Linked DNA regions of Homo sapiens: region 1 is linked to region 2. A link is a contact called in ENCODE Hi-C data. All regions are on one chromosome and are shown on one strand. The core of a region is the stretch at or near the end of the contact, and the rest is flanking DNA. Distances in the headings are between cores, read along the strand shown.

The links. Hi-C counts contacts between places; a loop is a spot of excess contacts on that map. Pooled maps may share reads with other maps.
Region 1: a pooled map shows a loop between it and region 2 (2.3-fold over the local background). The contact joins two enhancer-like sites. A Hi-C loop is called at or near these places in 1 of 168 maps with a recorded cell type or tissue (GM12878), 6 of 37 single-sample maps with no recorded cell type and 3 of 50 pooled maps.

The regions. Positions count from the first base shown.
Region 1 is chr6:106,842,378-106,848,568 of GRCh38, reverse strand. No RefSeq gene overlaps it. Among named protein-coding and RNA genes, the nearest start is that of LINC02532, 58 kb to the right of the region's middle. RefSeq lists enhancers at 1,617-1,666, 3,297-3,356. Within about 2 kb of position 3,413, at least 2 of the 41 ENCODE cell types and tissues checked have a DNase peak (open chromatin) inside an H3K27ac peak, as active enhancers do.
Region 2 is chr6:106,647,252-106,653,001 of GRCh38, reverse strand. It overlaps QRSL1 (glutaminyl-tRNA amidotransferase subunit QRSL1), which reads right to left. Exons shown (of 11, transcript NM_018292.5): 5 at 3,801-3,977; 6 at 618-793; 7 at 420-535. Among named protein-coding and RNA genes, the nearest start is that of QRSL1, 21 kb to the right of the region's middle. Within about 2 kb of position 3,926, at least 2 of the 41 ENCODE cell types and tissues checked have a DNase peak (open chromatin) inside an H3K27ac peak, as active enhancers do.

The DNA of each region.
Region 1 (6,191 bases), core at 2,164-4,663, 200 kb before region 2:
CCATCTAAATGTTTTACCAAAAGTCTTTTGTACATTTTAATAACAAATAGTTTAGATTTTAAAAAGTAATGTAATTGTCGGAAGGAATATCACGTGTATTAGCAAATTTAAAAATAAGATTTGTATATTGCTTTGGTGGGAAGTAATATTGCCCCTCTCCTGTTAATGCCCAAATTTTCAAATCCTGAATTTTTGATGCCCAGTTGTATTAGTCTATTCTCATGCTGCTAGGAAGAAATATCCAAGACTGGGTAATTTATAAAGGAAAGAGGTTTAATTGACTCACAGTTCCACATGGCTGGGAAGGCCTCAGGAAATTTACAATCATGGCAGAAGGGGAAGCAAACATGTCCTTCTTCACATGGTTGCAAGAGAAAGAAATGCTGAGCGAAGTGGGGAAAAGCCCCTTATAAAACCATCAGATCTAATGAGAACTCACTCACTATCAGAAGAACAGCATGGGGGAACCGCTCCCATGATCTGATCCCTTCCCATGAGGTCCCTCCCACAACACGTGGGGATTACAATCTGGATTACAATTCAAGATGAGATTTGGGTAGGGAAACAGAGCCAGACCATATCACCTGTGTTAACACTTTAATGCGCTCCCTTTCCTCTTTGCTTTCTAATCAAGAAGTCAAGCTTAATGTAGGTATTTATGTAAAGTGTAACATACCAGAAATAACTTGAAGGGTAGTATAACAACATTCTGCATGATTTGTATAAAGTTTACATTTTAAAGCTACCAAGGAACCTTTCAACTTTCTATTTGATTATACTTTGCAAAACATTATACAGCTTAGAACAACTGAGCACCCAGTATTTTCTCTCACCTTAATCTACCATGGTCCTCCAACTCCCAACTAAAACTGTACTAATACATTAGGTCATTAAAATTTCTAAATCATCTTAACTCTTTTATTTGCCATTTTAAATATTTGTGTTTAGTAAGGTATACACATCTTCATTTGTAATTCAAAACGGCATTTTACAGAGTGCTTAAGCAAATCAGTGCTGAAAAAAATTTTCCTTATATCTATGGTAACCTGTGGAGAACTGTGTGAAAGGACTCTCTGGGGCCTCTAGGCTTTCCCAGAAACCCAGTTACTTTAGGTTGGCTGTCCTCGTCACCTCTGCCCAGGAAAGGCCCGAGGCCTGACTAGGCCCCCAAGGAGCCAGCCCCCTCCCGAGGCACCTCCCTCCCAAGGAGACACATCCACGTGGCATGGAAACTTTTCGGTAAACACTCAAAAGTGAGAGCTGGTTCCCTTACCTTGGAGGGGACATTCAGGGATGGTAAGAGATAAGACGTTTCTAGGAAGAAAAGAAAGGGGAAGTGAGAAGATAAAAGTCTTCACATAAGAGGCAAATGAGAAAAGCATTTTCTGCCAAATTGTGAAAAGTGAAAGAAATGAAAGCAAGCTTGCTTTGGAGACAGAAATAAACACTAGGCAAAAAGAAACAACTTTTCCATAAAGCGTTTTGTAACAGTTAGGAAAAACTCAAAGGTAATCCATGATATTGGTCCAGGGATGCCTAGAACAAGGTCTGCTTAGGTGACTGGAAAAGACACTTGCCCCTGTGAAGAAATTTCAGAGGTACCAGGAAAGTTCCCTGACCCCCAAATGCCTCAACTGTTTGGTTCATGACCCGCACAAAGGCCTGAGGCTGAGAGGCTTGTGGGATAGAGACCCAGCTTGCTCTCCACTAGTTAACCTGTGTCCTACGGCTGCTTTCAGCAGGAGGAGGGGGGACACCTGTGTCAAGTGCTGTGTGTGCCCAGATGAGGCCTCTTTCTAATCTCTGCAAAGCTCTCCAATTCCAGAAAGACAATTCATAAAGAATGGGTCATCCCACCCATTTATTCTGGGCAGAACCACGAGACCAGGTTGCTGAAGGGGATCTTGAATCTACTCTGCAATTTTGCCCAGGGTGGGCCTGGAGCAGAGAAATGAGGAGAGAAGTTAAGCAATGGAAGCAAGAGCAGCTGGGGCCTGCCAGGACTGAGCTGAGGATGTTCATGATTGGCTTCCATTTGGAACTCAGCAAATGACTGAGGCTGCCCATGGCTTACCATTGAGAGAAGGCCACACCAAGGCCTGGGAACAGCCAGCTATGGGCAGATCAGGCCAGCACCTCCTAAACCAGCCTGTACCTCCACTTCTCTGTGCTGATTTTCCTTCTACTCTCTCTAATGCTTATTAAAGTTTCCCCAAGACTCTACCAGTTCCACTTATCAGAGCAACAGTGGGTATTGGGTCATGGTGGAGGCAAGGGGACACAGGATGAATTGAGGCTTGTAGGTACTGCTGGCTTTCCCTACTTGCAGAAGTTCCTCTGGAAATCATCATTATCATTATTATTTTTGTTCTTTTTTTTTTTTTTTTTTTGGAGAAAGGGTTTTGCTCTGTAGCCCAGGCTGGAGTGCAGTGCTGCAAACATGGCTCACTGCAGGCTTGACCTTCTGGGCTCAAGGGATCCTCCTGCCTTAGCCTCCCAAGTAGCTGGGACCACAGTTGTCAGCCACTATACCTGGCTAATTTCTTTGATTTTTGTAGACGGGGTCTTGCCGTATTGCTCAGGCTGGCCTCCATCTCCTGGGCTCAGGCAATCCTCCTGAGGCCTTGTCCTCCCAAAGTGCTGGGATTACAGGCACTTTTTATTAAGGGAGAGGCTATTTCAGCTCTCTTTTCAGACTGGAGAATGCCTTTTTCAGGGCTTTTTGATGGTGCTGTGCCACTGAATACTTCCAACTTGGAATAATCGTTGAGTGATGACTTTCCTCAAAGGTTTAAGAAAAACTACATTAAAATAAATAAGCAGGCCATGTGCAGTGGCTCATGCCTATAAATCCCATCACTTTGGGAAGCCAAGGTGGGAGGATCGCTTGAGCCCAGGAGTTCAAGACCAGCCTGGGCAAAAAAGCAAGACTTTTTCTCCTCACAAAATTTAAAAATTAGCCAGATGTGGTGGCACTCACCTATAGTACTAGCTACCTGGGAGGCTGAGGCAGGAAGATGGCTTGAACCCAGGAGTTCAAGGCTGCAGTGAGCTGTGATCATGACACTGCACTGCAGCCTGGGCAACGGAGCAAGACCCCGCCTCAAACAAAACAAACAAAACAACAAAAAAAACAAAAACTGGTTGGGAATGCCTACAATATTAGAAATACAGGAGTTATTATTTCTAGGTTCCTGGGTTGTAAGGCTTTCAATTTTTTTTCTACATGCTTTTCTTCATTTTCTAAAATGTAAATTAAAGATGTTTCCAATTCACTTTTCTGTCAGATTAAAACCCCAAGTTTTGCCTTTAAGGTTTCATTTCTAGAAGTGGTTCAGAATATAATGCTGAAGTTAGCTCAGTTACAGTAACTGGGGATTTCCTCTAGTCTCTGGCTGTTCATGTGGAAGTTGTGTTGTCATTTCTTTCCTTTTCTTTTCTTTTCTTAAGCCATCACAGTGACACCTGGCTATCTTGGCAAAGAAGAATAACAGGACAACTATTGTCTATCAAGAATTTTAGCCAGGATTTCCCCAGTCTGCTCCTCATTTTTGTGATTTTGTTGGTTCCTTTGATGAGAACTTTTTCTTGAGGTTTTAGGCAGACTTAATTTAAAGCATTGATCTCATCACACTTTTTTAGCTTCTGGTTAAAAATAGAACATCTCACGTAATTTCCAAGGAAAATCAGTTCTGTCAAATCTCATTGCTAATTCATAAAGGGCATTTGACTGTTCAAATAGAAGAGTATGGGAATCCAATGGATATTTCCGAAGTTACCATTTTTTAAAGGAATTTAACACCCCATCTTGGTCAGCCATGTGGATCTGAATCAGTTAAATTTAATCCAATGGAGATAAATTTGATTTTGCATGAATTAGAGCAGCATTTGCAAAAAAGCTCTTGACAGAATGTTTTATTCATATTCAGTACCAGCATCTTTTGCTTTTCTTTTAAGGTTGGTAAGAAAAGGATTTCAATCACACATTGTAGGCAAATGTCTTATGTGCTTTAATGTGTAAGGAGCATAAGTTGTTATTATGATAATGTTAATAAGACTTTTCATGTAGTACATTTTGGTTGACATTTAATCCCAATTGAGAAAAACCTAAAATTAATTTTTGTAAGAAACAAGACCAGAGTGGCTCATCAGGCTTAGAAGTGGGACTAATGGTACTATAATCAGACTGATGAGCTGTTAAATATCTGATGTGAAAACCATATCATGAAATGATAGGAAAGAATCTGCACAAAAGTCCTTTTGAATTTGCTCCTTGTCCTTTATTTTGCAGTTTGTTCAAAAGGCTTATTACCTCGGCTTCAAAACACAGATCCAAGATACTTACCAGCTGGTAACTTTTATTTGTTAATCAACTCAGCTTTCCTCAGAAAGATCCAAAGGGAGGGGAAAAATCATTTTTTTTTTACCACCTATTCGTCCAGGGTAAGATATTGCTGGTTCTATTTGGGTAAATGGATGAGCCACAAGCCTGGTTGCCCAGGACAATGATGCTAAATTGGGGGGCTGAAGATCTCGCTGACTTGGATGATGTACAATTAATTTTCAAGTCTGTTTTTGGTTAAATTGTTGCTTATATGGGATGTGGCACAGAGACAGGGCAAAAATGGGATTGTGAATCTTGGCAGGGTAGGATAGGTTTGAGAATTAATTTTTCACTTAGGTTAAATTCCTCCCATCATCCCTGGGCCGGTAAAGCCTGTGCCTGTGTCCTTGTCAGCGCATTTAGTCCTCAGGATCTGTACGGGTTCCACGGAGATCATGCAGGACATAAAACGCTAATTCAATTTTTGCTTTTCTTGCTTAAGAGGCGGAAGTTAGAGCTAGGTATTTTATGGAAGGATTTCTTGAAATTCTATGAGAGACGATCTAAAAATCTCTAAGACTATCCAAACCCAGGAAAAGTTGGTCAATGTCATCAATTTGATGACACTGATGAGGTCCACAGCCATGTACTCACTGCTCCAGTCTTTGTTTAAGAACAAGGTATTGAAGTAAAGTGTTGTATCCTCAGATTTAAGTTGTAAAAGGATACTGAGGAAGAAAAAATCAAGAAACTCAACTTCATTAAAAAAAATTGTTTGCTCTGTGAAAGACACTGTCAAGAGAATAAAAAGATAAGCCATACACAGGGAGAAAATATTTGCAAAACACATATCTGTTAAAGGACTGTTATCCAAACTATACAAAGAACTCTTAAAACTCAACAAAAAGAAAACAAACAATTTGATTAAAAAATAGGTTCAGACCTAAACAGACACCTCATCAAAGAAGTATACAGATGACAAACATAGGAAAAGAAACTCCACATCATGTGTCATTAGGAAATTACAAACTAAAACGACTATGAGATATCAACACACACCTGTTAGAATGGCCAAAATCCAGAACACTGACAACACCAAACGATGGCAAGGATGTGGAGCAAAAGGAACTCTTGTACACTGCTGGTGGGAATGCAAAACGGTCTAGCCACTTTGTAAGACATTTTGGCAGCTTCTTACAAAAGTAAATCTTCTCTTACCGTACAACCCAGCAATCATGCTGTTTGGTATTTACCCAAAGAAATGAAAAACTTACGTCTCCATAAAAACTTGCAGATAAATATTTATAGCAATCTTATTCATAATTGCCAAAACTAGGAAACAACCAACATGTCCTTCAGCTGATAAATGAATAAATAAATTGTGGTACATGCAGACAATGACATGTTATTTAGTACCAAAAAGAACTGAGCTGTCAGGCCATAAAAAGACACGGAAGAAACTTAAATGCATATTACTAAGTAAAAGAAGCCAATATGAACAGACAACACACTGTACGATTAACTATATGACGTTCTGGAAAAGGCAAAACTATGTAGACAGTAAAAAGATCAGTGGTTGCCAGGGGTTAGGTAGGAAGAATGGAGGAATTAACTGGCAGAGAACAGAGCATTTTTAGGGCAGTGAAATGCCTCTGTATGATACTATGATGGTGAATACATGTCATTACGCATTTTCTCAAACCCGTAGAATGTACAACACCAGGAGTGAAACCTAATGTGAACTGTAGACTCTGGCCGGGCGCGGTGGCTCACGCCTGTAATCCCAGCACTTTGGGAGGCCGAGGCGGGTGGATCATGAGGTCAGGAGTTCGAGACCAGCCTGGCCAAGATGGTGAAACTCTGTCTC
Region 2 (5,750 bases), core at 2,677-5,176:
GATGTGACAAGCCAGCTGGTTTTTGAAAATAAAGTTTTATTGGAACAGAGACACACTTTTTCATTTACATATTGTCTGTGGCTGCTTTCTCACTATAATGGCAGTTAAGCAGTTATGATAAAGACTGCATGGTCCACAAAATCTAAAATATTTGCTATCTTGCCCATTACAGAAACAATTTACAGACTTAACATGACTGTCTAATTGATCCTCACAAACCTCTCTGAAGTCAGTATTTTTATTATTCCTATTTTACAGATGGGGAAATTGAGCTAAAAGAGATTAAGTCACATACTCAACTCACATGATTAATAAAAGTGGCAGAGCAGAGATTCAAACCCACCCAATCCGCCTCCCAAGTCTGTGCTCTCTATTGGACTTGACAGTATTTCTGTAAAGTAATGAAAGGAAAAAGTTACCTTTGGAATTCCTATACATAGTTTGCTCACATCTGCCAAACTGGGAAGCATGAATGGTTTATTAATAGGTTCATGTACTGTGGTAGAGTCCCTGGGGTCAGGTCCGGCCAGTGCACCTGTAAGGAGCAATACTTATGAATGACAGATATATTGTTTTATAGAGAAGCTGTTGCAAATGATATAGAATTATATAAATACCCAACACAATTGCTGCATCATCCACACATCTGGTTAAGATTCCTGGCACATCCATCGAATTCACCAGGGGAATGAGACCATGACGGGAAACTAAGCCATAGCTTGGTTTGAAACCAACAAGCCCACAGTGGGCAGCAGGATTTCTGGTCGATCCTCCTGTATCTGATCCTAAAGCCCTGGAATTTAAATGGAATTATCTTTAGAAGAATGATATATCTCTAATTATATTTGGAATCTACCCTTTCAATTGTATATTTTTAAACTGTATTTTCCTCTGATTACACAAAAGTAACACATGTTCATCTCAGAGAATTCATAAAGTACAGAAAACTTTAGGTACTCAATATTCCAATACCCAGAGGAAAACACTGTTAACATTTTGGCATATTAAGTTCAAGTCTTTTTAAAAATGCATTTTTTTCACCGTTGAGATAATTCTGTAATCATGAGTTTCCATCCCTTTTTTAACATTAGCTTTTTACTATGTCATTAAAATTCCTGAAAATGTAAAGTATATGTAATATTCCATCATATAAATTCGTGATTCCTGGTATTTTAAAGTCCATTCTCCTTTCAATATACATATAAATCTTGCACTTTCTTCTGATGTTGATATTGAAAACAAATCAAATTAATGGCAATTTTGCAGTATGCTTTTACAGACTAAATACGCCCCTCCTAGAAATTCAGATACAGCCCTTTGCTACCCACCCCATTTAGAATCATGGATTGAGATGTTTAATAATTTAAACTCTTACGTTGTTTCTAACTAGAATAACTATTTAATAAATAACTTTGTTATGAAAATCTCTGAACATAAATTTTTGCTTATGTGTGAGTACTTTTTAGGCTAGCTTCCAAGAAGTAGACTTAGTGCACATAAGTTTCTGATATATGCTGTCAAATTACTTGTCAGAAAGATTATGCCAATTTATATCCCTAGTTGCAGTGAGTCAGATTGTGTTTTAAAGTTTCAGTACCGTCACTGAGTACTAGTAATTTTTAAAATTGTTAGTGTGATAACCAAAAAGTTTTTATTAATGTGCATTTTAAATAATTTTGCACACTTATTTATACATGCATTACTCAACTACAAAGTGACTGTTCATTTCTTTACCCAGTTACCTACAGAGTTTGTGTTGTTCTTATTTTAAAAAAACAAAAAACGGACCTGGAGGACATTATGCTAAATGAAATAAGCCAGTCACAGAAAGACAAATACTACATGACACCACGTACATGAGATAACTAGAGTAATCAAATTCATAAGACACAAAGTAGAAGGTGGTTACCAGGGCTGGGAGAGGGTTGAAGGGTACACAGTTTTAGCGTTGCAAGATGAAAAGTGTTCTGAAGACTGATTGCATGTTTTTAATACTTTTGAACTGTACTTTTAAAAATGGTTAGGCTGGTACATTTTATGTTATGTGCATTTTACCACAATTAAAAAACCATTTCAGGAAAACAGAAGTTGTGCTGTAGAACAGTACATATCTACTATAAAAATTAAAATATTATATAACTATATGATGTATAAAGTAAGATTACTCTTAGAATCACAGCCCCCACAATAACCGTTACCAGTTCTGACATGCATTCATCCAGACATGCAGTACTTCCATGCAATGACTGACATATATACCTATGCAATTGTTACTTTTAACAGAAATGGGTTCTGCAACTTATTTTTCACTTAACAATTTATCTTGGTTATTTTTCCATGTCATTGCATAGTGCTCTAACTTATTCTTTTTAGTGGCTGCACAGTACTCCAGGAATCTTCCTATTTTAAAAGCTATTGTAAAAGAAACAAATCAAAAAGGGGTAAACAAATCAAAAAGGGGTAAACAAATCAAAAATAAGGAAACAAAAGCAGAACACTTTACAGTTTGAGATACATTCAATCTGAAGTTATTTTTGGTCTGTACTTCTGTTGCTTATATTTAAAGTGAAGCTTTGGACTGAACAATGCTCCTAACAATAACATGGCACTTGTGCCCTACAGAAAATGCAAATTAGATTTCCTTTCTTACAGTGTCAAGTTAAGCTACAAAATCAGACTGTTGCTTTCACAATTTTAAAAGATACATTTTCTTATTAGCATTCACTGACGGCTATGTAAAAGTAAAACTTACATTTCCATAGGAATTATGTGTCAAAATGCCATCTACTAAAAAGCACATTCAGAAAGATGAACACTAAGTGGGATGATGAGGACAGAAAAAAAGCACCTAATCCTGCAGTCCTAACTTGTCAGAACTCACATTAATATTAATGCAATGCTATAAAATTTCACAGAGATAAAATGAAATGGTTTTACTTGTTAATAAGATTTTAGGAAAACTGAAAAAAAATCTGTAGAACTCACATCTCCATAGCTCTAAAAAAATATAAATGATTTATGGATTGCAATGTGTGTGAAAGAACTTAGTTTTAATGGATAATTAAGGGGAGATAAAATACAAAACTATTACTAAAGAAACACATTCATTTTGATTAAATTGAGACTGATAAACACAGCAACAGCCATATTTACTTTCTTTTCTTTGGGTAGTTAAGAAATGCTTTACAAATGGAACTGAAAATATGATCAATGGATTCTTACCAAATACAAAGTATGATAGATAAACAGAATCAGCACCTAACAAGCTTGAAAAAACTTTACTTACTGATGTACATTTTTAATTGCAGATTCCTGAAAACACTATTTAAAATATCTTATTAATACATATTAGCATTTTTTCTTTTTTTTCAAAAGATTGATCTTGCTGAAGGATAAACATTACCAACAGTTTAGTTCAGCAGCACTCAACTAAAGCCATTGTATGTTAGTCCCTAAATATTTGTATAATCAGTGAGCACACACTCAAATTATTTAAAAATGAAATGCAATGAAGTTCATTTATGTTCGATGCTTTATTCTGCAAGATCCACAAAATCATATTTTAAGAGAACCAGATACTATGGAGAAAAATTTGTTATTTTAAAGTTAAAAGTATTAAATATACATAGTGTACTGTACAGTTGAGTGCAACTCAAGATATAATTTTGATATACCTTTGAGCACATATAGCTCACTAGAAAGAAAAATACCAGGATATGAACTACTCTATTGCTGGATACAGTTTATGACTGTTTGTATTTGGGTGGGTTTTAAAATACAGATAGAGAAAAGCATCTTACGCGTAGCATGTGAACGCCGATACAGCAGCTGCACTCCCACCTGAGCTTCCTCCAGTTATCAGCCAGTCTGAATCTTCATTCTCGCTGTGGGGATTCTGCTTCCTCTTTTCTCTATATTGTTTTGAATAACTCCAGGGGTTTTTAACTGGTCCAAATACACCATCTGTGCTCCCAGATCTGATGACGAAGTGAAGCAAGATACCTTAGTAAAACTTTCATTTTATGTGAAAATTTCATCTTCTGAGTATATTATTTGCTTCTGACACTCATTGAGCATTTAAGAACCCACTGTAGCTTGAATTGAAAAAGGTGGGAAGCCTGTTCAGATGTAGCTTTCATTAATTGACAGTTGCGGAGGATGGGAAGGAAGAGCATTTGTGGTAGAAAATAGACAAAGCTAATCTGCTAAGAAAAGATTTTGCCTCTTTTGATCATCCAATTCAACTGAAGATGATTTCCCTTGTGAATCAAGGTCTTCCAGCTGAAAAGGGTTACATTCAAACAGTTAAGAACTTCTGAACCAGAAGTTCTATGAAAAACATTACAAGTGGAATGCTAATAACTTAAATTTTTGAAATGATTTTATTCTCAGATAAATTGCAAAAATAAAAATAACATATAAAGCACTTTATACCCTTTACCCAGACATACCTACGGTCAACATTTTATCCCTTTGCTTTACTACTTGTGTGCTCTGTGTACGTTTGTACATATGTACATATATACACAAAGTATGATAGAAACTTAAGGGTATCTTAAGGGTAACTTACATGTATATCATAGCCCTTTATCCCTAAATACTTTAGTGTGTATTTCCTAACAATAAGGATATCACATTATACAGTCACAGTATAGTTATCAATCTCAGTAACATTAATATCAATACAATAATTTTTTTTTTCTTTTTTGAGACGAGTCTCGCTCTACTGGCAGTCTGGAGTGCAGTGGCGCGATCTCGGCTCACTGCAACCTCCGCCTCCCAGATTCAAGCAATTCTCCTGCCTCAGCCTCCCGAGTAGCTGGGACTACAGGTGCGTGCCATCACGCCGGGCTAATTTTTGTATTTTCAGTAGAGACGGGGTTTCACCACGTTGGCCAGGATGGTCTCAATCTCTTGACCTCGTAATCCACCCGCCTTGGCCTCCCAAAGTGCTGGGATTACAGGGGTGAGCCACCACGCCCGGCCTACAATACTTTTATCGAATCTACTGTATGTAATTCAATTCTGTCAACTGATTCAATAATGTACTTTGGCTGGGTGCAGTGGCTCACGCCTGTAATCCCAGCACTTTGGGAGGCCGAGGAGGGCGGAACACGAGGTCAGGAGATCGAGACCATCCTGGATAACACGGTGAAACCCCATCTCTACTAAAAATACAAAAAATTAGCCGGGCGTGGTGGCGGGCGCCTGTAGTCCCAGCTACTCGGGAGGCTGAGGCAGAAGAATGGTGTGAACCCGGGAGGCGGAGCTTGCAGTGAGCCGAGATCGCGCCACTGCACTCTAGCCTGGGTGACAGAGCGAGACTCCATCTCAAAAAAAAAAAAAAAAAAAGTACTTTATGGCATTTTATCTCCTTCCTGGATCAAATCTAGAGTCAGGTCTTCCATTTAATTATCATTGTCTCTCTCTTTTTTTTTTTTTTTTGAGACAGTCTCGCTCTATTGCCCAGGCTGGAGTGCAGTGGCATGATCTTGGCTCACTGCAAGCTCCGCCTCCCGGTTTCAAGTGATCCAGGTTCAAGCGATTCTCATGCCTCTCGAGTAGCTGGGACTACAGGCATCCACTACCATGCCTTGGCCTCCCAAAGTGCTGAGATTACAGGTGTGGGCCACTGTGCCCAAGCTCACTGTGATTTTAATTTTGAATTCCACTAATGATCAACGATATTAAGCATTGTTTCATGTGTTTGTCAACTATGTTTTAATCTCTGATGAAACGTCTTCTTAAAT